Linked DNA regions of Mus musculus: all the other regions are linked to region 1. The links are chromatin loops, found by intact Hi-C in ENCODE. Cell type or tissue: left cerebral cortex. All regions are shown on one strand.

Region 1 (8,000 bases):
ATCTCATAGGAAAAGTCCAGAACAGAGAGCAGGAAACCCCAGTGAGCTCACCCCACTGGGAATCCCCTGGTCCTCACGGGGGTTTGAGGCTAGCCTCCCGTTTTCCATCGTACCTCCCAGGTCATCTTGAAAAACTCCAGCACCTTAGTACGCAGTTGGTGCTCAGAAGGAGCTGTGGCTGAATGCTCCTCAGATGAGGCCAAGGAATGTGTGATTCCTCAACCAGATGAACCAGTCGATTCAGAGGCTAAGAGCAGGCCTCTGGCCCCATGGAACTATAAGTCACCACTCTGCCTCTTGACTCCTGACTTTTGTTTCCTGAGACAGAATATCACTATTGTAGCCTAGGCTAGCATGAGACTTTGTAGCCTGGGCTGGCCTCCAACTCATTAGCAGTCCTTCTGCCTCAGCCTCCCAAGTGCTGGGATCACAGGAGTGAGTTGGGGTTTTATTTGTTTTTTGGTTTTTTTTTTCCTCTTCCCAACTTGGCTGCTGGTTCCTGAAGATTGTACAAGAGACAGTTGCTAAGTCAGTGCTTTGACACCCAGACTGGGGAGAGACTGCTCAAGAGAGGAAGAGACAGCTCCATAGAAGGGCAGCATGGCACAGAACTTTGGAGAGCGGTACTGAGGCCAAAGGGAAGGGTGTGGAAGGCATTGGATGGAGTCCTGAGGTGTGGGGCTTCTGGGTTACTATTGCTATGAAGAAACACCATGACCAAAAGTGACTTGGAGAGGAATGGAGAGGAATGGCTTACACTTCCATCTCACTGTTCATCTGGGAAAGAAGTCAGGACCAGAACTCAATCAGGATAGAAACCTGGAGGTAGGAACTGACACAGAGGCCAGAGGGGTGCTGCTCACTGGCTTGCTCCTCAAGGCTTGTTCAGCCTACTTTCTTATAGAACCCAGGGCCACCAACCCAGGGATGGCATCACCCATAATGGTCTGGGCCCTCCCACATTAATCACTATTTAAGAAAATGCTCTACGGGCTTGTCTATAGCCAGATCTTACAGAGGCATTTTCCTGATTGAGGCTCCCTCCTCTCTGATGACTCTAGCTTGTATCAAGCTAACATAAAAACTATCCAGCACACAGGAGTACTAGGGAGCTACCTCAAGGCTTTGCAGTAGGACCAGCATGATCAATGTCTGGCTTCAAGGCTCAGCAGAGGTTGTGAGAAGCTGCAAGGACTGAGAGCAGGTTCTGGGGAAGCTCCAGAGGGCTGTGCTGACTGGTGAGTGGGCTGCTTAGCAAGCCCACCACCGTGTCTTCACCTGGGACGGGGGAGGCGAGAAGAGATAGGCGTGGATGTGGTATTGGTAAAGAGATGTCCTCTCCGCGCCCAGGGATGGTGTAGAAGATACAGGTGTTGCCTGCCAAGTGTGGAGTGTGGATCAGCGAGAACCTAGCCCTGAGCCAAGCCGAGCCTGGGGATACCTTCAGTCACACCTAAGAGGTCTCCACCTAATGGCTGGCTCCCAGCCCCCTCTCACTGCCCTCCTAGCTTAAACCCTGCATAGAAGTAACCATTGCTCCACCCCAGGGCTGCTGAGCTCAGGCCTGGTAAGTTTGGGCCCATTGATGGTGTCAAGGTCCAGAGTGTCCCCTGAAAACAGATATCCCAATATGAGAACTTCAGGATCTGCCCAGTGACTGACCCTCCCTCACTCAGGAGACTAACCAGGGGAGGTCAGTTACCCTTGCGGGGTGCATCGGGTGGGGGCCCACCTTCTATTCGCCTGCCTTCTGCGAGGAGTGCATTTGGCTTTTTATAAAGCCAATAAATAAATAAACAAGCGGGCATGATTAATTGATGGCATGGCGCGGACCCAGGCGCTGGGAGTCAGTGGCCTGGCTTTTGCAGGCTCTCAGCTTTTCTGCGACTTGGGGCCTGCGCCAAGGAGGGGAAGCCTAAGTGGGGAGGTTGTTTCCCAGGGTGCCTGGGGTTTTCAACTTGCTTCGCAGACAGGGCCCCTTGTCCTGGACTCAGCCAGGCCCTAGCGGGGCCACAACAGAAGCTGAGGGCCAACCATTGTCCTTTCTAGGAGTGTCAAAGATCTCAAGGCTAAAACCTTCAGTGTCGTCGATCCAAACAATCCCCTCCAAAGCTGGCCTCCCCGCAGACACCTCACCCTTAGTCACCCACGGGTTTCCTTGGGGGGTGAAGGGGTGGGTGCTTCTGACCCACGAGAGATGGGGAATGTTTAGGGGCTCTCAGTGAGGGGTGTCTGGGGAAGGGGCTACGGCCAGCAGACAGAGATGGAGCTGGTACCCAAGGAGGGAAACGAGTCCTCATGGCCCACCTGCGTGAGTGGCGGGGCGAGCGAGGGCGGTGGGGGGGGGGGGGGGCGCTGTCCGAGCCGAGTTCGGGGAGGGCCCGAGGGGAGCGGGGGAGGAGAGAGCGGGAGGAGGGAGCGGCGGGCGGAGCGCAGTGCAGCGGCGGCGGCGGGAGCTCGGGCGGGCGCGGGGCGCAGAGGCGGCGGCGGCGGCGGGGACGCAGGGCCGGGCCGGGCCGGGCGCGCAGCAGGGGCGGCGGCAGCGGCAGCGGCAGCGGCGGCGGCGGCGGCATCGTCGCCCCGGAGCGGGCGCAGGTGAGGGTCGGCAGGACCGGGCCGGGGCCTCTCTTCCCCGCTGCCCGCACGGGCTCTGCCACCTTTCCCGCGGCTTCTTCCCTGTAGCCTGGGGGACCCAGCGGCCTCGGCTAAAGCCAGAGCTTGGCCAGGGGGGCCCCGGTGTCCGCGGTGTCAGCGGTGACCTTGAGCGGGCACTCGGCAGCGGGCGCGGCGCGGGGAGGGGGCGCGCAAACTTTCCGGAGCTAGGGGCGTTCAGAGCGCGAGGACCCCCATTAGCTTGTTCCCCCAGATATCACCCGCCTCCTGCACCTGGCTTCCCCCTCAGTATTCGATAGGGCTGTGCTTCCGTAGTCTGGTGCCCCTGCGCCCGGGATGCTATCTGAGCTGTGAACAGAGGCAGGGACAGGCAGCTTCTCTCCCCAAAAGTGGCTTCCCGGTGTGCGAGAGAGCTTTCTACCCTATGCTCTGTGCATCTCAGGCCTCGCCTTTTCTGGGCGCCCTCCATCTGCCCACAGTTCCTCCCCAAGCTCGCATGGGTCCCCCACCTGGTGACAGGAGAGCTCCAAAGCTCGGAAGGCCAGCTGATTGTCACTAGAGCCGCAGTGTGGGTTTTCAGCCCCACTGCACAAGCTGTTTGTGAAAGTGGCCTTGGGCCAGTCTGTCTTTGGCCCTCATAGTGGACCACTGTGTTTCTGGACACCTGGGTTCACCCTGGGCCTGGTCACCCCAGAGAGCCTGGTCACCCCAGAGGAAAAGATATTTTGGCCATAGGGGGTGCCCTTGCTCTAGAAACACAGCCTCTTAGATCATTACCCTTGGAAAAGGGACATGAGGCCCAGAGAGGGTGAGCCAGCTTCAAGGTCACACAGCCAGGAGAAGATGGAGAACTGAGCCTTCTTCCCATGATTTATTTGGCTCCTATGAGAGAAGGTTCTGGATCTAGGATGTCCTGCTTCTCATTAGCCCTGGGTCTCTAACAAATCTCTCTCTCTCTCTCTCTCTCTCTCTCTCTCTCTCTCTCTCTCTCTCCTTATATGTAATAGTCATTAGGACTATTTTTGCCACAATGCTTAGTACGCCGTCTGTGACCAACCAACCAACCACCCTTGGTAGGATTCCTTTCTGTGCCCAGAACTGGGAATTAAAAAAAAAAAAAAAAGCCTGGCTCCCTCCTTCCACTTCTGGGTTCTAGACTGAGGTGGGCTCTCCCCTGTGTCCTAATGGACGGGTGGGGACAGCACCTGCTGGGCCTGTGTCTCTTTGTGTCCTGTTCTGTAGAAATGAAGACCCAGCACCCTCAGGAGCCTGCTGCTCCCAGTGGGACTGTGGTCTCCTGCAGCCTCCAAGGAAGAAATCAATACTGATTCCCAACTGGGACAGGAAGTTGGGTGCTGCTGTGGCCAGGGGCGGTGGGGAACACACTCCTGCTCCCCTCTACTAGGCATAGGCTCACTCTTGCATCTGACCTACTCTGCTTACCTCAGAGAGGCTATCCCTCCTGCTTCTCCAGTGGTGCTGGCAGCAAGGTCTGGGCATGGAGTAGGGACTGGGGCTCACTCACTTACAGACTCACGTACACAGCCTTGATCCCTGCCTAAGAAATACTGGAAGTCACTCACAGTTTCCAGCAAGGCACATTCCTGCCAGAGGCCAAGCATGTCTCAGACCTGGAGACATATTCATTCATTTGATTTTATTAACTACATGCTAAGCACTCCTTAGTGTGCCAGGGGCACATTGGTAAATAAAAATAGACCTGGCCTCAGCCAGCTAGGCTGGCTATATAGCTTCTCATTTAAACTGAGGCTTTTGAGGATAAGCCATAACAGTACCAAGGCCAGGCATAAACCAGGAAGACCCAGTCCCACTGGGACATGGGCTGTCCAGCCTGTGGTATTCACATGCCAGTGTCCAGAGGTAGCCGTTAAATGCTAATGGCTTGGGGTCAGCATCTGGTTTATCCCTCACAAACCCACAAGATTGGCATTACCATATATGTCATATCTATGCAGCTAGTTAGGAGTGGAATTGGAACCTTTCTACTCCTTTAACTGCTGTGCTGTGCTGTGCTTCAGAGATGAGGACTACCAGAGCCTGGGGTACTCTCATCTCTCTTATAGACACTAGCAGGTGGCTGCCAGCCAGCAGCACAAAGGCTGTGGTGGATATCGACCTGACCTGGGGTTGGGGGATGATGAGGGTAGTAATAGCTACCTTATTAGGGCTATTTTGCATTGGGGCCTGCTTCTGCATAGAGAAGTCAGCGGCAGCTTCCTGGAGGAGGGGACTTTTGACCTGGACTTTGATGGGTGAGTTAGGAACTTGACAGACTGTGGAAGTTGGTGGGGGAATCTGCAGTGGCAGCATCTCCGCCCCAGATGCTCAGCAGAAACTGTGACTATTTGGAGGCAGCACCCCCAAAGTAGGTCCAGGACAAGACTCAAATCTGGAAGAGCAGAGAGCTATCAGAGGTTCAGTGTCATGAGGGCAGGCAATGGCTTGTGACATGTTCTGGTTTCAGAAGGACCGGCAAAGGTCCAATAACGCTGTATTTGGGAAACAGAGAGAGAGGAGTGGAGACGAGGCTGTATTGAGCAGAGAAAGAAAATCAGCGCAATGGAGTATCCATCCAACAGGGCTTTTCTTTCCCTACATCTATCCTGTGGCCTGCCTGCAAGGTCACACAGTCAGTGGGTGATATAGGGTCACTGCAGATGAAAGGGGCCTGTATCTGTAGCAGCGCAGAGGTGTCCCCCCCACCCCAAAGCAGACTGACCGCCAAGAAGCGAAACACTAACCTAGCAGAGGCCCAGGGCTTTTAGCAAAGTACTTTGAAAATAAGAAACATGAGCACTATAAATTAAGTATTGCCCATTTGTTCAGCCCCATACAAACCACTTTAACTCCCCTGCTCTCTGTTAACCTCAGTTGCCGTATGAATCTGAGGCTAATAAAATGCACTTTAGTAATAACTTTTTTTTTCTTGGAATCTTCAAGAATTCTGTCTTGCCTCTGTCCCCTGCTCTCCAGCTACGTCAGCCATGAGCCAAGCAGAGGACTGGGGCTCACTGGGGCCTTAGAGTTAGAAAATCTGAATAAAAATATCTGGGAGGTAGGAGAGAATCTTTCTTTAAAAAAAGAAAAAAAGAAAGGGGAGAGCAGAGGTAGACATGTGCGCGTGCGCTTGCGCGTGCGTGTGTGTGTGTGTGTGTGTGTGTGTGCATGTGTGTGTGTGTGATTAACCTGCTGAGCCATCCAGTCCTGCAGTTCTTATCAACTGTAGAGGCCCACTGTTTTGTTTAAATTGGATCCAAATATGTAGCTGATCCTGTGCAGGGGTAGGGGAGAAATGGGAGGTAGAAAGAAGGGGAAAGACAGATAGGAGAAAGAAAAAAAAGGAATGTGTTTAAAGCAGCATTGGAAACAAGGAGGCAGCTCAGTGATAGAACATGTGCTTAGCATGTATGAGGCCCTGGGTACACACACAGACAAACATACACTCACACACACACTCACACACACACACACACACATGCATCCATTCACACACACACACGCATGCACACACATTGCACGCACACACGAACACAGGCACACATACCAAATTTAAATATAAAGCTCCTGCCAGGTGTCCCCAGCTGTGTGAGGCATTTCCCCGTGTTTATCTATTATCTTCCCAGCGATACTATGGAGCAGGCGACACTACCGCTGGTTGAACTCTATTCAGGTGTGGTAAGCCAAAAGGTAAGGAGAAGGCTGCTAGTGAAAGTCGAGTGTGTAGCTCAAGGTCTCAAGGGGTGGGAGCCCTGTGCCAGGCAGGACATCCAAAGAAGTGTCATTGGCCAAGAAGTGGAACACGTCGGTGGGGAACAGGCTTTGCCGTGGTCTGCCTGGGAAGGCAGGTGGGCTTAAGAATTGTCTAGTCAGGGCCATTTCAGTAGGTTTGGGAGTAAAGGAGATGCTCCTAAGTTCTCTTGCTCCTGGCCCCAGACTGTAGGGCAAGGGAATCCTGGCCCAGAGAACAGAGTTGTATTAAGGAGGTAGCGGGCATGCAGGCTAAGCTAACTCGTTTACTGTCTCTATGATTGAGCGCCCCTCACAGGGACTGTCTTTCCAGTGAAAGACTCAACAAAGCCCAAAGAAGTGAAAAACATAAAATATAGAAATCAAAAAATAACTATTATTATTAGGATCTACAGTGATAGATAAGGAAAGTGAGACTCAGAAGATTTCAGTAAATGCCCAGATACCTCCAAAGAGTGTGCTAGGTAGAAGGCTTGCTGGGTTCCTGGGTTCTAGGAAATGGCAGGTGTTGAGCCCTCACAAATATCATCTCCCACACACATACACTCTTACAACAGTTGGAGGAATGGCAGAAGACAGAAATAGAGCCTCCCAACTCCCCTCCCCCCAACACACCCCCAGATCTACAGGTTAACATGCCTGGATTCAGTCAGCTTTTGATGAGAAATATTCAGGGGAAAAATTATATCTGAACCTGTGCTGGTTTTTCTCCTTGTCATTATTCCCTAGACAATACAATGACAACTATTTACATATTATTTGCATATTAGGAGATATTACAGGTGAAGAAGTCGGAAGGGAACAGGAGGATGTGCGGGGTGGGAGGGGAGTCTATGCTAATACTGAGCAGTGTTAGACAATGGCCTTGGGCACCTGCAAATTTCCACACAGTGAACTGTCCTGGGTACCAAGGGACAGCTGTGCCATTTGTCTTCCTGATGGCATAGAAGTGGAGTTAGAGGGCAGGACTGGGACAGGCTGAGGAGAGTCCAGGATTAGCTTTCTGACAGACTCCTTCCCTCCTGAGAGGAGGAAGGACAGCCAGTCTCCTTCCCAAGGACCAATAAGGGAAGACTCTGCCTCCATAGAGCAGACCTAGGAAATGGACTGGAAAGGTCAGAGGGAGCTTCAGAGTGGAGTCTCTTTACAAAGAAGGATCCCTGGGGAGTGAGCAAGGGGCAGGCGTGTTCTTGCTCACCTGGGAACCCCTTCCTGGGCACAGTATTGTGCCTGGCTAGGCATCTTGCGAAGTGTAAGGATAGGATGCCCATATCTTCTTTCAGAGTCTCAGAGAGCTCTTGGCTCAAGACACAGGAAGCAGAGGAGAAGGCATAATGGGGGTGTAGGGGTGCACTAAAAAGAAAGCGTTCCTCCTTGCTCCAGCCCTAGCCCAAATGCTATAACTATTGTAGCCTATCACTGAGGTGAGATTCCAGAGCCTGACCCACTTCATTGTTCAGAAATCAAATGTGGAACTGAATGGGGCTAGTGAGGTGGTCCCTTGAGTAAAGTACTTGCAGTACAAGCCCAAGGACCTGAGTTCAAGTCCCAGCATCCACATAAAAGTTAGCCTGGTAATGCACATCTCTAAACCCAGTGCTGGGGAGCAGAGGCAGGCG
Region 2 (8,000 bases), 51 kb after region 1:
AGATGGTGTCATTGACACAGCTGCTCACTTCATGGTGGACAGAAAGCAGAGAGAACACAGAAAGGGCCCCAGGAGAGATGAAGCCCCCACAATGCACCCCAGTAGCCTAGTTCCTCCAACCAGGCCCCCCTAAACATTGTTTCCCAGAAATACCTTTAGATTATGGCTTCAGTAGTAACTTAATCTTAATCCACTGGTCAGGATAGAACCCCTTTGATCTGTCACCTGTGTTACTGGGCCCACCAGCTGGGGCCTGAGTCTTTAATCTATAAGCCATCCAGTCCAATACATGGTTGCTGTACAAACCAAGACAGTGGCCTTGTGTGACACTCAGGAGCATTTTGCCTGCTGTTACAGAGGTTATGGCTCAGCATAGTGGGGAACACAAACTTGCCCACCAATGTCCTTGTGACAGAAGCCCTGAAGGCTCCGTGACTCAATAGGCTCGCCAAGCTATCAACAACAAAAATATGTTCATAGTAGATTGTTCTGTGGGGTCAACCTACTGCTCCTGTGGTACAGAAAAGAATTTTCCAGAAGCTACTAAGTAGATAGAAGCTATGCCAGGCCCCACACCTGTCTGCTGCTGGCTCAGCCCAGTCCTCCTGGCCCATTCGGCTCTGGGTTCCCTCTCTTCTTGTGGTATGACAGAGTCTCAGGGTGTTCCTCCTGGTGTGATAGTCTCCTGACCCTTCATCTGCCAGAAAGGAAACTAGAAGAGGATAGTGGAATGGCTCAGTGGTCGAAAGCACTGACAGCTCTTCCCTAGGACCTGGGTTCGGTTCCCAGAACCCCTGTGACTGCTCACAGTGGCCTGTAACTCCAGTTCCAAGGGATCCAACACCCCTTTTGACCTCTATGGACATCTGATACACACATGGTACACAACATACATGTAGGCAAAACACTCAAGCATATAAAATACAATACATAAGTCTAAAAAACATAATTAAGAAGCTAGGATATTAACATTCCAGCACTTTCCAGACACTGAGAGCCTAAGTCACTCCTGACTATGTCCCACATGCAGCTTTAGCTCCTGCTCAACATGAAGAGGGCCCTGTGCCTCCTCCGGCATGTGACAGAGCCTGTTTTCCATGTATGGTACTCCCAACTCAGATCCACCTGGCTGCAGGACCCCCCACCCACCCCCGGACAGGCAGTAGATCCTCCCTGTGCTCAAAGCAGCCCTTCTTAATGCCTATCTTCCCCAAATCCTGCATCTCCAGGGGCCTTTCCTGCACGACAGATGCTGAGGGGTCCTTGAGTAGACAGGTAGCAGAGGAGTGAAGAGTTGTAGGCCAAGGGTAGAGTCCTGGCTCTCCCCCTTGCCAGTTGTGTAACCTGGAATGGATCCTTTCATCTTTCGGAGTCTCAAGAGTTCTCATCTGTGAAATGGGCTGATGATAAAAACCTACAGTTTGCTGTTCATAATAATGTTAATGACAACAGATCTGGCATGTCGCTCAGCCAGTTAAGACACAAGAATGGAACAGCACCTTGCTTTGCATGACCCCTGCTATAATCTTAAAAGGCTTGAAGGAGTACTAAGAGATATTCACCAGGAGCCAGACCCCCTGCTAAGCATTTGGCAGCTACAGAGTCATTTGATCTCTGCCTCTACCCTGAGCTGGAAACCCATTTGAGGAAAGCTGAAGCACCAAGGTGGAGGGCATCAGGGTAGGGATGGGGGTGGTGTTTCTGGCCACCCCCACCACACGTGCAGCTGGCTGCCAATCAAGCTAGGCCCTATCTCTGCTCAGAACCACCTTTGCCTTTCTTTTCTGCTCCATATCCTCTGAAGCACATGCGTTTGCTTAGAGGAAGAGGGGATAAGGGAGGGAGGCATGGATTCTACCCGCAGCCTGCCTTGCTTCACCTCTGCAGTGGGCTGACCTCCCATCTGACAATCAACTATAGGAAAGTGGAGTCCACAAGAAGTGTGGCAGTGCGTTTAAGTTCTCCACAAACCAGTCCTCACAGCAGTGATGTCCCCTGAGCTGAGGAAACTGAGCCTTGGCAGCTCAGTCACGGAGAAGCCGTTACCATTAAGGCCCTCAAGTGTTGCCAATGAGCATTCATGAGACTGGCTCAAACCGGCACAGTCCCTCACCTGTAGCTCTGAGACTGCCTGGTCAGTCCCTGGGGTGGGGGCTGGCCGGGCACCTGGTGGCATCCAGTAGCACTCCCTCTGGCCTGGCCTGCAGTCTTGGCAAGCCTCCGTGGGTGTGTTTACAGTGAGGCGTTGAGCTGAGCACCCTCTGTGCATCCCGCCCCCACCCGCGTGGGTTGTAACAAGATTGCTGCTTGGCAACATTTTGTTTCAATGAATTGAAGCCAGGGATTAATAGAGTTCGTTCGGGAGCTGAGCTGCCTGCTTGGCAGGAGGTGGAAAATAAACAGAGCTTGAAGAAAGTTGATGTGCTGTGCGTGGAACAGCTTTTAGGAGGAGCGTGCTCAAATCGGGCTGAGGGTGTGGCTCCAGAATCCCCCGGAAGTGTCCTGGGTCCCATCGCTGCTTGATCGCACCTCTCAGTGCTGAGCTCCTAAACTTGCAGCCAACTTTCTGAAAATGACTCGGCAAAGGGACTGAGAAGGTGACATGACATGATGGGAGCAGGATGTCCTATGAGCTCAAAGACAGCCACAGAACACTTGGAGCAATCTCGGCCTTGAACCGTAGGTACCTCAGGGAAAAGCCCACTATGAAAAAGGGGCATGTCTACCCATGTCTGTTAAGACAGTCAGCTAGGCTTCACGATATCTGAATTTGTAAACTCACCCACTTGATGTGCGTGCTTTGCAACCTCGGGCCAGTAGCACAGGGCTTCCCTGGCTGTTCGTGGGCGCAGGCAGAAGAAAGTCAGCAGACAAGTGTGCTCCCACCTGAAGCTGAACGGGGCCACACCTTGGTCCCCAGCGTCAGCTCTCACGCCGTGAATAAGTGTGCTTCCGGTGGTCTACCCTAGGCTACCATTTACTCATTCTCTGCTTCATGGTGATGGATGGGGTGGCTGCTGTTCCGTGGCTCAGGCAAACAGAAAGGGTATGTGGGAGGTGGGCCGTGTTCATACAGCTGTCACTGTTCTTGCTGCTATGAGCGCAAGGCCCTTGTGTACATTCCCTATGCCTGTGATAATAAAATGTCTTGATACAATCCAGAAAGGTGTGGTGGTCTGAATGAAGAGTGTTCCTGAGAGGTTCATGTGTTTGAACACTTGGTCCCTGGTTGGAGGAGCCATCAGGAGAGGTGACAAGTTTTAGGAGAGGAGCCTTCCTGGAAGAACACTATGCAGGGAGGGCTTTGAGTTTATAGCCTTGTCCCAGTTTGAGCTCTGGGCTTCCTGTGTGCAGTTGAGTTGTGAGTTCTCAGCTTCCTGCTCCTGCCACCCTGCCTTACCTCCCATCATTGGCAGCTGGACCACTGGAACTTGTAAGTCAAAACAAACCGTTCCTTGAGCTGTTTGGGCCATGGCATTTTGACACAGCAACAGAAAAATAACTACTACAGAGTGTTACTTTAAATTGGAGAGATGGCTTAGTAGTTAGGAGTGCTTGCTGCCCTTGCAAAAGACCTGAGTTTGGCTCCCAGCACCTACACTGCATAGCTCAGAGCCTCCTGTAACTCCAGAGCTGGGAGGTCTGGCGCCCTCTCCTGGCCTCTGTGGGCACTGCACTCATGTGCACACTGTCCATACACTCATACACACAAATTAAAAAATTGACAAAAAAAAAAAAGAAAGAAACAAAACTCAAATTTTGGCTGAGTGTGGTTGCACACTTTTATAATTCCAGCACCAGGGAGGCAGAGGCAGACAGAAACCTGTGAGTTCAAGGCCATCCTGGCCTACATAATGAGATCCAGGCCAGCCCAGGCTGCATAAAGATCTCAAAAAAAAAAATCAACAAAACAAAACAATGAAAGTCTTGCTTAAGTTCACAGCCTCAGAAACTTCAGTGCCTGACTGCTTTATGCCAGTGGTAGCTCAATACATCATGGAGGCAGGGGAGGGGCTAAAGGACAAAAGAGGGCTGTTCACCTCACAACCATCAAAGAGATGTGAGGATGAGACCCAAAGCTTCCTTCCAGGGCACATCTGCAATGGCCTGGCTTTTCTTCACCTGACTCCAGCTCCCAAAAGTTTCACTAGTCCTCAACAGCAGGACATGGAGACAAACTTCAACACCAGTAAATAATATGCATTCAAACAGCAAAAGGTGAGAGTTAATGTTTCTTCAGTGGCATCAAAGGGGCCTGTGTTTCCCTGAGAACAGCGGTCCAAACTCTCATCTTCTGTTCGCAGTAACTTCAGAGGGCAGTGCTTCCTTAAATCTGAGGGCTCACGGTACCAGGAGAGTTTCCATGGCTTCTGTTCTGTTGTTTTGGTTTGGTTGCTTTTCTTTTGGTTTTGTGATGAGGGTTTCACTCAATAGCTCTGTCTAGCCTACTGGAAACTATTATAGACAAGACTGGCTGCTTACACCACCATACAGGCTTTAAATAGTTTTGTGTTTCTAAAGGGAGTTAGGCCAGCTGTGTGGATGCACACCTATAATCCCAGCACTTGGGAGGGAGAAGCAGGAAGACCAGGTGGTCAGGGCCATTCTCTATGACATAGTGTATCTGAGGCCAGCCTGTGCTATATAATACCCTGGTTGGGGATGTGGAGTATCATAAAAGAGTGAGTTGGGATTTTCACATTTTGAATGTTACTGAGATGGCTTAGTGCCTTCACAAAGGCCACGAAGGGAGGGTGCAGCGTGTCGTCTGTGCCCAGCACTGTCAGTGCTAGCCTCTTGTTCCATGAATGTCCCCTCCACAGCTGTCACGGTCTGAGAGCTTCATTGGAGCTTTAGACCTAGGACTAGGGTAGGTTCCAGATGCCTTCCAGGTCCCCAGGGTGACAGTCACTCCTGTTCTCCTTTGGGAGTTATGTCCTGCTGTCCAGTGGCACGGTCACTTCACCCTGGTTTCCTGTGTCCATTCTCTTCCATGCTGCTGTAGCTGGGCTCTCCTTTTCTACCTTCCTCCCTCTCATGGATCCCCATCTTTCTCAGGAAAAAGCCCAAGGCCCATCCCGTGAAGTCCTGGATACAGGTCCCTGCCCACATCTCTATTCTTCAAAGACACCACATGCCCCCTCATTCTTGGCTCTAACCCATGATGGTCACATAAGGCTTCCAATATACTGCATGTACACCATCTGCCCCAGGGCCTTTGCACGTGACAAGCCTGGCCCTGTCCCCATATCCATTCATCTTAGCCCCAACACCTTTTCCTGCTCCATCTGTCCATCCTTGAGTCCCACTTTGTCACTCCCCTGATGTTAATGCCCCCCAAAAAAGAGGGTCCCCAATGCAGTTTCTATTGCACATTCCCCTTATATGACCTATGCCGGGTGATCTCTCTCACTTATTTGAGTGACTGTTTGCTAAATGGGCACTGGAGCACAAGGAAGCTCTGTAAGGCCAGACTCTGGAGCCACGTAACACCACTGTGTCCCCAGAGTACAAAGTGGGCCCAGCACATTGGAGGAACTCAACAAACACTTCACAGCTGAAAAGATACTCGCCCCAGCTGCACCCTGGGGAGAATCCTAAGAATTAAAGCCTCCCACACTGCAGATAACAGACAGGACATATGTAATGATCCTGTCACAACCTTGTAGGTTGTCACAAAAGCAAAGCTTCACCTTTTGGAACCTACGAGACTTGGAGAAACAGTGCCCACAGCCAGCAAGGGTTGGAGCTGAACTGGAACCTAGACTTGACTGATCCAGAGCCCGGGCTCCAGGCTCCCCCCCTGCTGCCTCTGCCTTGTGCTCTCATTCTGTCTGTCAACTCCACTCTGGTGTATACAGTAAGGAGATGCTGCAGCTAGGGTCCAAGCATCTGGCTTCACTGCTCTCCCTGCCTCTTTCCCTTTATAGGAACTGGGTCCAAAAGCAGAGCCAGCTGGAGCCCAAGCTGGGCTGTCTCCAGGGCCTTTGCATACCCCTGCAAAAGGAGGCTCTCTGCATACAGCAGCCAGTCTTCTGGTTCAGCATAATTGCCAGGGTAGGGTTGGCATTTCTAAGCCACACAACACTGAGATAGTGAAATTTATTTGACCCACTCTCCTTTATTAGACATGGGGAAACTGAGGCTCATCGCTAGGTCAGAGAATGGGAATCAAATGAAGCAAAAGGAAAAACCAAAGCTTTGGGCTCTCAGGCTACAACATCCATCCTGGCCGCATGGCTCCCTAGTGAATGGGGCATGGGAAGATGCTGTGTCTGCCTGTCTGCTATGGGATCAGAAATGTCACCACAAATTCTCTGGCCTCAGAGAACTTCCTTCTAGTTCTGTATAGAGTGGAAAACATTGGTGGATAGGTGACGTGGGGCAGGTGGTCCTAAGTGATCAGAGATGTGATTGTTCGTTCATAGATCCATTCATCCATCCATCATCTATCCATCCCCTTCTCTCTCTAACTGTCTCCATCTACCATCCATCCTAATTTAATCATCCATCCATTACCTGTTGATCCTCCCATCCACTCATCCATCTATCATGTGTCATCTATCCATCCACTCATCCATCCATCTATTCATCTTTCCAACCACTCATCCATTCACTTGTCCATCCATCCACTTATTCATCCACCACCCATCCATTCATCCATCCACTCGTTCATCCATTCATCCATCCATTATCCATCTATCCATTATTCATCTTCCCATCCATTCATCTATGCACTCATCCACCTGTTCATTTACCCATCTGTCTCTTTCACTGTCTTTATATCTCCCATCCATCTATCCACCCATTCATCTATCCACCCACCTGCCCCCTCTTCTCTCTGTTGTTTATCTGTCTTCCATCCATGTATTCAGCCATGCCCTTTTGTGGTTGTCACCGAGTGCTGACTCTGTGAATGGCTTCCTGGGAGATGAGCAGGCTCATTTCCTTGGAGCGTGCAGGACCCGGTGGCACAGGGCCAGAAGCCTTCATTTCCTCTGTTCTGAGGGGTTGCAGTGACAGAGGGCTCTGCTCTTGGCCTCACAAAGAAGGGTGCAATCACCACCCCTGAGGGCTTTGTCCCAGCTCTTACTGTGAACACTGCTGCTGTGTCTGTCAAGGGTCCTGACGCCAGCATGGGCATTTAGTGTACCAGTGTAAGCTGTGGCAGACTCCTGGAGCCCAGTCTTTACATCCCTCCCTCTCTAGCTGCCATTCAGAGTGCCAGCACTGAAACTCCTGCCTGGATGAGCTTATCTCATTGTTGTCGTCATCATCATCACTATTACCAAAACAATTTTATTTTAATGAAATTGCTTCCATAAATGGACAGAGCAGCAATCATAAATAGAAAACAGCAATTAAGAAATTTGAAGCTGGGCCTCTAATCCCAGTTTGGGAGGTAGGGGCAGAAAGATCAAGAGTTAAAGATTACTCTGCTACAAGTGGGTTAGAGGCCCTGACTGAAAAACAAATGATTGAAGAAGGCTTAAATTCTGGGTGGACAGTGAGTCCTGTATGGTTAGGCCATACTCCCTACTTCAGAAGTCTCTCCAAGGAGCTGGCAAGTGCACTGCCCACTGAGCTAACACGTTCTCTTTTACATTCCTGCCATGAACCACCTGTCATCTAGTGGAGATGGGTCACCACTAGAGGTCCCTGGGTGACATGGGCCACTCCTAGGGGGAGCCCTTAGCACCACCCTAACCATGTCTTTAGACCCCTGTGGATACCCTTGAGCTGGCCCCACTGAGACCTCCAGGAACCTGAGGTCGGGACGTGGAATGGATTCGGTAACTCTACCTGGTCGGTGTGCATCAGGCCCTGAACTCTGAGGAAAACCAATACAGAAAGCGGAACCCAAGCCTTGAGGGTGTCAGGTGTAGCCCTTTCTCCCAAAGACCTTGACCCTGGCCATAACAACCCTAATCCCCAAAGCTCATGAGAGTATCAGGTCCCCAGATTTGGCCTTCTGAATGCCTCATGGTATGGCTAACTCT
Region 3 (8,000 bases), 160 kb after region 1:
CAACAGTGCCTCCACCTTGAGTCTCTGCCTCAGCCTGGGCGGCTCTCGAGCATAGCCTGCACCCCAGCACGTCCCCTGAGCTGTGGCAAATGCAGTGGCCCTTGGTGCCCTGTATGAGAACAGCTGTGAGCTGTGGCTGCCCTCTGAGCAACAAGATGTGAAGTGTGAGCACCCCCCTGGAGCAGATGCCTTGTTCCAGTTCAGACATCTGTGTGCCTAGGGAAGGCAAACTGAGGTTCCTGGAGGTCAGGGCTGCAGCAGAGAAGCCCAGGCTGGAGAAGAGGCCCTCTGGGACCCCTCTCTGTCCACTCTCCCATGTGTAGCTGGAGCCCAGGCTGCCGTGTCACAGTCTCCTCGCAAGTGTCTGAAGGCAGGATATTAAGAGCTCTTTAGGCCACTTCTAAATTTATCAACTTCAGTGACTCACTTCAGATGGAAATGAGTCCCTTCTCAGCCGCCCCAGCCCTGGCTTCTGAGCTTGGAGCATCTTGGGGAAGGGAGGGAGGGAGTACAGAGCTAGAAACAAAAATTGGCTGAGCACTTGGCTGTGCCAACGCCCTTGCTGCGGACTAGCTGCACCTAGGTGGTCACTGATAGCAGGTGTCCAAGTGCGATGCTGTCCCTGAGCCCTCATGGGACTCATGCGACTCAGACTTAGCCTGGATGATATTTGGGTCCTCCAGAGCTTCTGCACAATGGACTAGGTTAGTGTAGAGTCCACAGCCTAGACCCCGCCGGCATCTAGGCAGCAGGAATGGTGTAGACTGTGGCTGGCACTGTGGTCCACAGCTGTCTCTGGGCCTTTCTTTGTTCCCTGATTGACTCGGGTCTCTGATAGCTTCTGAGGAAGGGGATTCTTAGCTGAATGAAAACTGGCATCCTGGTCCCTGGGTCTTCTCTATTCTCTGAAGCCTCACAGGAACCCCAGTTTTCCTTTCCCTTCCAGAGCAGCAGCAGAGGAATTCAGGCCCAGTGCAGAGACCTAAAAGAGTGAGCGCTGTCCATGGTACCAGTCACGGAACTCAGGGCCCTGGTCCAGGCAGACCAAAGAGAGAAAAAGGGATAAGATAACGCCTTCTCCAGGACTCAGGCAAAGTTGGGCTGTACACCCAAGTGTACAGTTGGCCGAGTACACCCAAGAACCAAAAGGAGCCCTGACCTTTGTCCGTTCCCCACCAAAGTCCAGCTTTGGGGATGGGTACTTTATTGTGTAAGCATCAGCCTGCCGCTGCTGAGGGAATCCCAGCATGAACACAGACAAGTAGTGTCTTCTGCGTGGGTGACTGTTCCAAGACTGTGACCGCTGTGAGGGAGTGTCTGAGGGTGAGGAGATGGCTGTGCCCAGCCCAGCCCATGCCTCACAGCTACTAACCTGTCACCACGGCTCCCAGCATGTGTCCTTGCTTTACAGGTTCCCAGTGAGGTTTCAGAACTTGCCCCCACCCTGTGGCAGGAAGGTGGTAGAACATAGATGGGTGCTAGGCAGCTACTGTGCCCTGTGGACGGCACTGTGCTGTTTATGGGGGCTTCAGAGGGCAGCTGGGCATCATCAGAGAGGGCTTTCTCTGCCAGTACCGATGGAGGATCCAGCATAGGACGAGGCTTAGTGCATACTCTGAGTCCAAGGGTCTAGGCTGGGTTCTCCAATACTTCCTTACTGTGTGACCTTGAGCAGGCCACTCAAGTCTCTCTGTATCTCAACATCCTCACTTTTGGAAAGAATGGGGGTAAATAAAAGTACTGATTGCCTCATATGGGAAACAGCCTAGAACAGTGCCTGGCAGAGCCAATCCTCCACCAAGTCATAGCCGTTTAGCTGTTCCTTATTAGTGATGGGTCGGAATAACGGGGGAGCAAGACCCTAATCCCTCCCCCCTGAATCTTTCCCCAGCCTCCTTGACAGCCCCCCATACCATTAGGGCAAGCATCACTCAGTGTCCATCTGGCCTATCACGTTGCTCGGTCTTGAATAACCCTCCACTACCAAGCAGACTGGGAGAGACCAGGATTCATTTTTGTATCCATACATTTGTGACACCACCGCCCCTGCTCGCCTTCCCAGCCTCGCCTTCCACACCCCGTCCACCAACTGCTCAGTCAGCTGAGAGTTCAGCCATCAGAGCGAGGGTGGAGGACAGTGTCGCTTCTCCCCCACCACACAGCCTTTGCTGTCACTGTCACCCATCTCCAACCCCTTGCTGCGTGCCACCTTCCTGTCAGCCTCCCAGGGTGCAATCCCAGGTCTTGTCAGCAGCAAAACTCAGGGTGCCAATCCTCTGCCGCATACCCTGCGGCCCTCCCATGGTGCTCAGGCTCAAAGCTTGGCGTCTCCCCTGGGTGTGGTCCTTACCCCAGCACACACCACCCTTCTCTCTCACTGCCATCCTTTCCTCAAACTCACTGGACTCTTCCCTGACTCCTGGCCTTCTGCATGTTCTGCTTCCCCATGGAAAGCACGGTTTTCCCGTCGATGTATATGATAGGTTTGTTCTCGTGAAACTAAGTGATGTCTCCTACTCAGGACCTCAGTCTGTGGGGTGTCCCCAGCCCCGATGGTATTCTCCACCACTGCACCTGTCACTATGGACGTTTGTTTCTGTTATTCCCTTGTTTGTCATCTCATAAGCAAGTAATTTGGGGAAAGGAGGGTGTCTTGTTCACTCTTGTGTTTGAGGAGGAAGGTCTGTGTGAGTGTTTATAAAATGAATGAATGAATGAATGAATGAATGAATGAGAATTCACCAGAACACTGTTGAATGAGCATCAGGGTTGGCACCAAATGGCCCCAGGACACTGTCATCTCTTCTCTTGGAAAATTCTGGACCATCCCAGAAAATGTCCTCCAAGAACTGTTCTGGGCTGTAGTCTCTGCTGAGCCTAAGTTCTGCCTGATGACTCCTGAGGAGCAGGTTTCCTCAGTGTCACGGTCTAGTGCACAATCCTAGACAGGAAGTGACAGTAGACACTACTTGCAGCCTGCAGAACCCCTGAAAGGAGAGGAGGGGAAGGACGGGTAGAGGACATGGAGGCTGCAGCATCATTGTGGGGAAGTGACCTGGGGAGGTGCTGCTGAGACGAGCAAGTGAGTGCAGTCTGGGGTCTGAGAATGGGGATTCTGTTGTGGCTGGGACCAGGGCAGGTGTCCCCAGGGAAGAAGACTTTTCTGCAGCCTGTTCTTTGGACAGTTTCTGTTTTGTCCCATTGTCTGTAGCACCACAGTGAACTTGTGGACTCAAAGAAGCCCTTAAAGGTGGGTGTGGGGACCAAGCCTTCATTAAGTGACATTTCTGCTGATGGAACCCACACAGACACCTTACCTGCCTCCCCCATCCCCTGCCTTCTCCCCCTGCAGAGGACGCCCCAAAGCTGTCACTCACAGTCCCCAACCCATGAGATGGCCAGCAAAGAGCTTGCAGAACCATCTGGAAATCCTACTTTCCCTTTTCAAACCACAGCCATCTGACTTCCAGAGAGAGAGCCTGTGAAGAGTGAGGGGGTTGGCAGCACTCTACAGCTCCCCAAGTCTAAGGGAAGCCCTTCCCTCTCAGTGGGATCCAGCCTCCACGTGGTGAGCCAGCCACAGGCTACATCCCTGTCTGCTTGTCCCATCCTGGCAGACACAGGCTCCGAGGGCTTTTGTTTCTTTTATTTATGATTATTTTATTTTAATCATAGAGATATGGGCATGTGTAAGTATGGGATCATGTCTGTGTGTGTGCAGACACACATGTGTGTTCAAGGGGGCATGCATATTTCTATGAGGTCAATCTCAGGAGTTACCTGCATTGCTTTTGAGGGGACCAGAACCCTCAATTAGGCTAGACTCGCTTATCCCCAAGCCTCAGGGACCTGCCTGTCTTTACTTTCCCAGTACTGGGGTCATAAGCATGCCCCCAACTGCATCTGACTCTGTGAAGTGAGGATAGATCCTGGTCCTCACGCTGTACTGCAACCTCTCTGCAGACTGAGCCATCTCTCTGCCCCCCCCCCTTGTAACTGCGCTCACTTTATTTGTGCTGTCGGCCACTTTGTTGTGTGTTGTACTATTCATCCTGAGGCTTGGCGGTCTTTGGAGGTAAGCATGGAGGGAGGAGGTTGAAGTCCCATGCTATTATTCATTGACCAGTGTGTGTGCTCACTGTACACCTGGTGACCAGATTGGGGATGAGGACACGTGGAGCCATGATGCCCAGGCTCAGCGCTTACCACTGTGCCTATTGGAACATGTCACTATTTCTACTATAACCAGTTCCCTGTGACACCCAGAGTCATACATAGCAGGGAGTCTAAGCTCATGACAAAAGTCAGCTAAGAGCATGAACAGGAGCAGGAGGCAACATCAGAGTACAGCTCAAAGGTCAAAGAAGAAAGCTGACTGGTAGAAAGCACGGGTGCAGAGACTGTCCCCTCACCCCAAAGCAAACAAGCTGTGATTTTAAAATACCAACAGAAAAAAATAGAGGCCTCTTAATAAGGAAAAAGTCACAGAAAAGACAAGGTGATGTCCCTAATGCGTGTGAGGAGCCTGGGCAGCTATGTGCCTGTGGGCTGCAGCCTGTGTGCAATATTGGTTGCTGCGCCCCAGCCCTGTTCTGCATCCTCTACACATTTCACTAAAGGAAACTGAGGCTTGTTGTATGTAATCCATGCATTCTGTCCTGAGAAGGGCTTTCTATTCGTCATCTAGAGACTCCCCAAGAGCGGTTGCCAAAGGAATGTGCAAGTCCTTGTAGAGTGGAGGTGACCACCCCTAGCTGGGTGGGGTCATGCATTCATTCCACAAACATGAGTCAACGTCCTACTATAGTGCCTAGAGACACCAGAATAAGTAGAACAGACGGGTTTCTATTTGGGAGCTTCTGTTTAAGTTAGTGGAGATAAGACAACAGCCCGGGATGCAAGCCTGCCTCGGAACCCCAGGGATGTGGGGAGTAAAGCTGAGGACGGAGGCAGGGGATTTTTCCCTGAGAAGGAAACAGTTTTGGAAGAAACTTCAAGTTGCTATGTGGCCATTTGGAGATAAGTTTTTGGACAATATCAAGGCCTTATCCAGTAGGTCCAAGAAACAGTGAGGAAGCCGGGGGACAGGGCGGGGCTGTGGAGCAGAGTTAGCAAGGCAGAGCTAAATGAACTCAGAGAGGTTCAGAGTGGTCAGAATCACACAGTGACCTGCAGACTATCATGGAGACTTTGTCTTTTTCTGGGAAGGTAAAAGGAGTCCCAGGAATGGCTACAGCGGAAGAGGGACTTGATGTGGCTCTGATGTGTATGGCGAATGGCCTGAGGGAGAAGAGGGACCAGGGATCCTCTGTAGCTGATGAGATGCAGCACAGCCATGGATCAGGCTAGAAGTGGAGGTTGTATGATGCACTCCCATTATGAAAGGGCCTGAGAACAATGAAGGCCTTTATGGGTGATGTTTGATGCAACTGTGGTTATGGAACTGAACTGAGGTCAATATTTAGAAGATGGGAAGTACTCGATAATGCTAGGAGAAAGGATTAATGGGAGGGTGCAGAGCTGGGGGACAGAAGGATAGATGGACAGGTTTATAAGATAGGTGGTGGATAGGTAGTCAGACAGATGGACAAGTGGGTGGTGAATGTATAAATGTGTGAGTGGGTGGGTAGGTAGGTGATAGATGAGTGGGTGGATGGATGGATGGATGGATGGATGGATGGATGACTGAGTAAATTGCTGGGTGAGTGGGTAGATAGGTAGATGGATGGATGGGTGGATGGATGGAAGGATGGAGGAGTGTGTAGGTCACTGAATGAGTAAATAGATGATGGATGGATGGATGGATGGATGGATGGATGGACAGATGACTGAGTAAATTGCTGGGTGAGTGGGTAGATAGGTAGATGGATGGATGGGTGGATGGATGGAAGGATGGAGGAGTGTGTAAGTCACTGAATGAGTAAATAGATGATGGATGGATGGATGGATGGATGGATGGATGGATGGATGGATGATGGACAGGCAGATGGATGGATATAAGGGTGGATTGATGAGAATGTGTAGGGGTAAATGGAAAGGTGGGTAGATAGGCAGGTGAATAGAAGGAAAGGTGGATAGAGAAAGCAGAGAAAGAAGGCAAGCATACTATGGATACCCGACTAAAGTTCTTTCTGAAGCTGTGGGAACCCCACATGTTCTTGAGCAGTAGTGTGATGGGAGGAAACTGTTGGAGCTACAAAAGCATTGCATGGTTTCTGGCACATATCCTAAGCCATGATCTCCCATGGATGCCAGCCAGCAGGCTCCTCTCTTTCCTTCTGCCTGATCACCACCTCATTCACTGATTAATAGGTTTTGGGACAGTACCTAGCCTAAGCTGAGAACTGGGAGACACTGGCGCCATGTGTGAATAAATTAGGCACAGTTCCTGACCACAAGACACATTCTCTACCTTCTTGCAGGCCCACCAGATTTACACCGAGAAGGGACAGATCACCCTGTCCTTTCCAGGGAACTTGTATCCCAAAGCCTCTATAGAGGTAGTAGGTAAGCCAGAGATTCCTAACAGCTGGCCTTGACCTTAAGAGTCCAGCATCACTGCAGGGTTTGCTTATGTGGGTGGGAGAGGAGGCACTTGACTTACTCAGAGATTTGGGATATGTTCATGTGTGTGTGTACATGTGTGTGCACATGTGTATACATATGTGTGCAATTGTATGTGTGTGCATGTATGTGAATGTGTGTGTGTGCACATAGGTGAGTGTGCATGTATGAATGTGTGTGTTCACATGGGTATGTGTGCATGTGTGTGTGCACATGTGTGTGCACATGTGTGCATGTGTATGTGTGTGCATGTATGCATGTGTTCGCATGTGGATGTGTCTCAATCTGCATATGGGGTGGGAAGGGCTCTGTCAATGTGCACTTCACATCCACTGCTCTGTGTGTATTTATCTGCTCATTTAACAAATACTCTTGAGCTCCTGCTTCTGGGTCATCATGTTTGTGACAGTGGTGACACAGTGTGGACAAACATAGATGGTGTCCTCAGTAAACACGTATGATCCCAGTCACTGCTGATTGCTATAAAGACGACTAACAGAGTCCTCCCAAAATAGTTTAGATAGGATAGTCAGGAAAATCCTCCCTGAGGAGATGACACTGAAGAGGATGAGGACCCCTAGCCTTGCCCCCATACAGGGAATATCTATCCCAGTAAAGGAGCCTGTGCAAAGGCCTTGGGGTAGGAACAAGTGAGGCATGTTTAGAGGCCTATAGGTGGGAAGGAAGGAGACCAGTGCAAAGGCCCTGAGGTAGGAATGAACTAGGCACATGCAAAGATCCCAAGCCACTGTGGCTGAGGCAAGGGCAAAGGGCAGAGAATGGGGGCGGGGAAAGGGCCCAGACCATGTGGGATTTTGTAGGTGACAGTATAAAGCTTAAATCTTATCTTGACATTAGAAGATTTAGAGGTGTCCATGCCACATGTGACAGCCATGTAGGAAACCCTGTCCCCTTACTTGGTCCCCTTGCTAGTACAGAAAATAGTGACACCACTCTTCTACAGACAGAGAAACTGAACCCCATGGCTAGTGAGTTGCATAACAAGGTTTGTGCAGCCAAGTCCCAGCTTGACCAGTGGCACCTCAGCAAGCTCCCAGCTAGCAAGTGACGTGAGAGTGGAGACATTGACAGTGCTGAGTCTCCATACCTACTCACCCCACCCTGCCACTGCATGGCCCGTGGCCATGTCCCCTCACTGTCCCTTCAGTCTCAGGTTGTGTCCCTAGTATCCTGGCATGGCATTGGCTCAGAGCCATTGAGAAGTGAGTGCAGGGTGTATGGGTCTCACAGGACTGTTCCAGAAACTTCTGCAGAAAACTTCCCTTGCCAGTGGCACACAGCATCCTTTCAGGGCTGCTGCTCCTGGGAAGCCTGGTCTCAGCTTCAGGTTATAGGATACGTCTCATCCAGAAGTGAGCAGGTGACCTGGGCCAGACTCCCTTCCCCAAGATGGAGAGTGTAAATGGGGTTTCAAC

What was found. A loop is a pair of places that touch in the nucleus more often than their neighbours do. Peaks named below come from ENCODE experiments on the same cell type or tissue, not always from the same donor. Only the 100,000 strongest peaks of a DNase experiment are listed, where the experiment ranks them.
Region 2: a loop joins it to region 1, with 2.9 times the contacts of the local background. A loop is called at or near these places in 3 of 42 quality-filtered maps.
Region 3: it touches region 1 in a loop (2.0-fold over the local background); 2 of 42 quality-filtered maps call a loop at or near these places.

The regions. Positions count from the first base shown.
Region 1 is chr6:114,036,504-114,044,503 of GRCm38, reverse strand. All of the region lies in intron 1 of Gm15083 (predicted gene 15083), which reads right to left. It also overlaps a transcript of Atp2b2 not described here. Among named protein-coding and RNA genes, the nearest start is that of Gm15083, 36 kb to the right of the region's middle. In left cerebral cortex, CTCF peaks have their summits at 3,145 and 3,347; DNase peaks (open chromatin) are centred at 5,706, 6,931, 7,737, 7,860 and 8 more places; H3K4me3 peaks cover 3,888 bases; H3K27ac peaks cover 7,069 bases.
Region 2 is chr6:113,985,900-113,993,899 of GRCm38, reverse strand. It overlaps a transcript of Atp2b2 not described here. Among named protein-coding and RNA genes, the nearest start is that of Gm15083, 15 kb to the left of the region's middle. In left cerebral cortex, CTCF peaks have their summits at 3,648 (motif pointing left) and 7,628 (motif pointing right); DNase peaks (open chromatin) are centred at 2,845, 3,000, 5,899, 7,030 and 1 more place; H3K27ac peaks cover 1,680 bases.
Region 3 is chr6:113,875,045-113,883,044 of GRCm38, reverse strand. The region is part of intron 1 of Atp2b2 (ATPase, Ca++ transporting, plasma membrane 2); the gene reads left to right. Among named protein-coding and RNA genes, the nearest start is that of Atp2b2, 12 kb to the left of the region's middle. In left cerebral cortex, no CTCF peak of the experiment used is centred here; DNase peaks (open chromatin) are centred at 1,049, 1,229, 2,131, 3,483 and 1 more place; H3K4me3 peaks cover 941 bases; H3K27ac peaks cover 3,728 bases.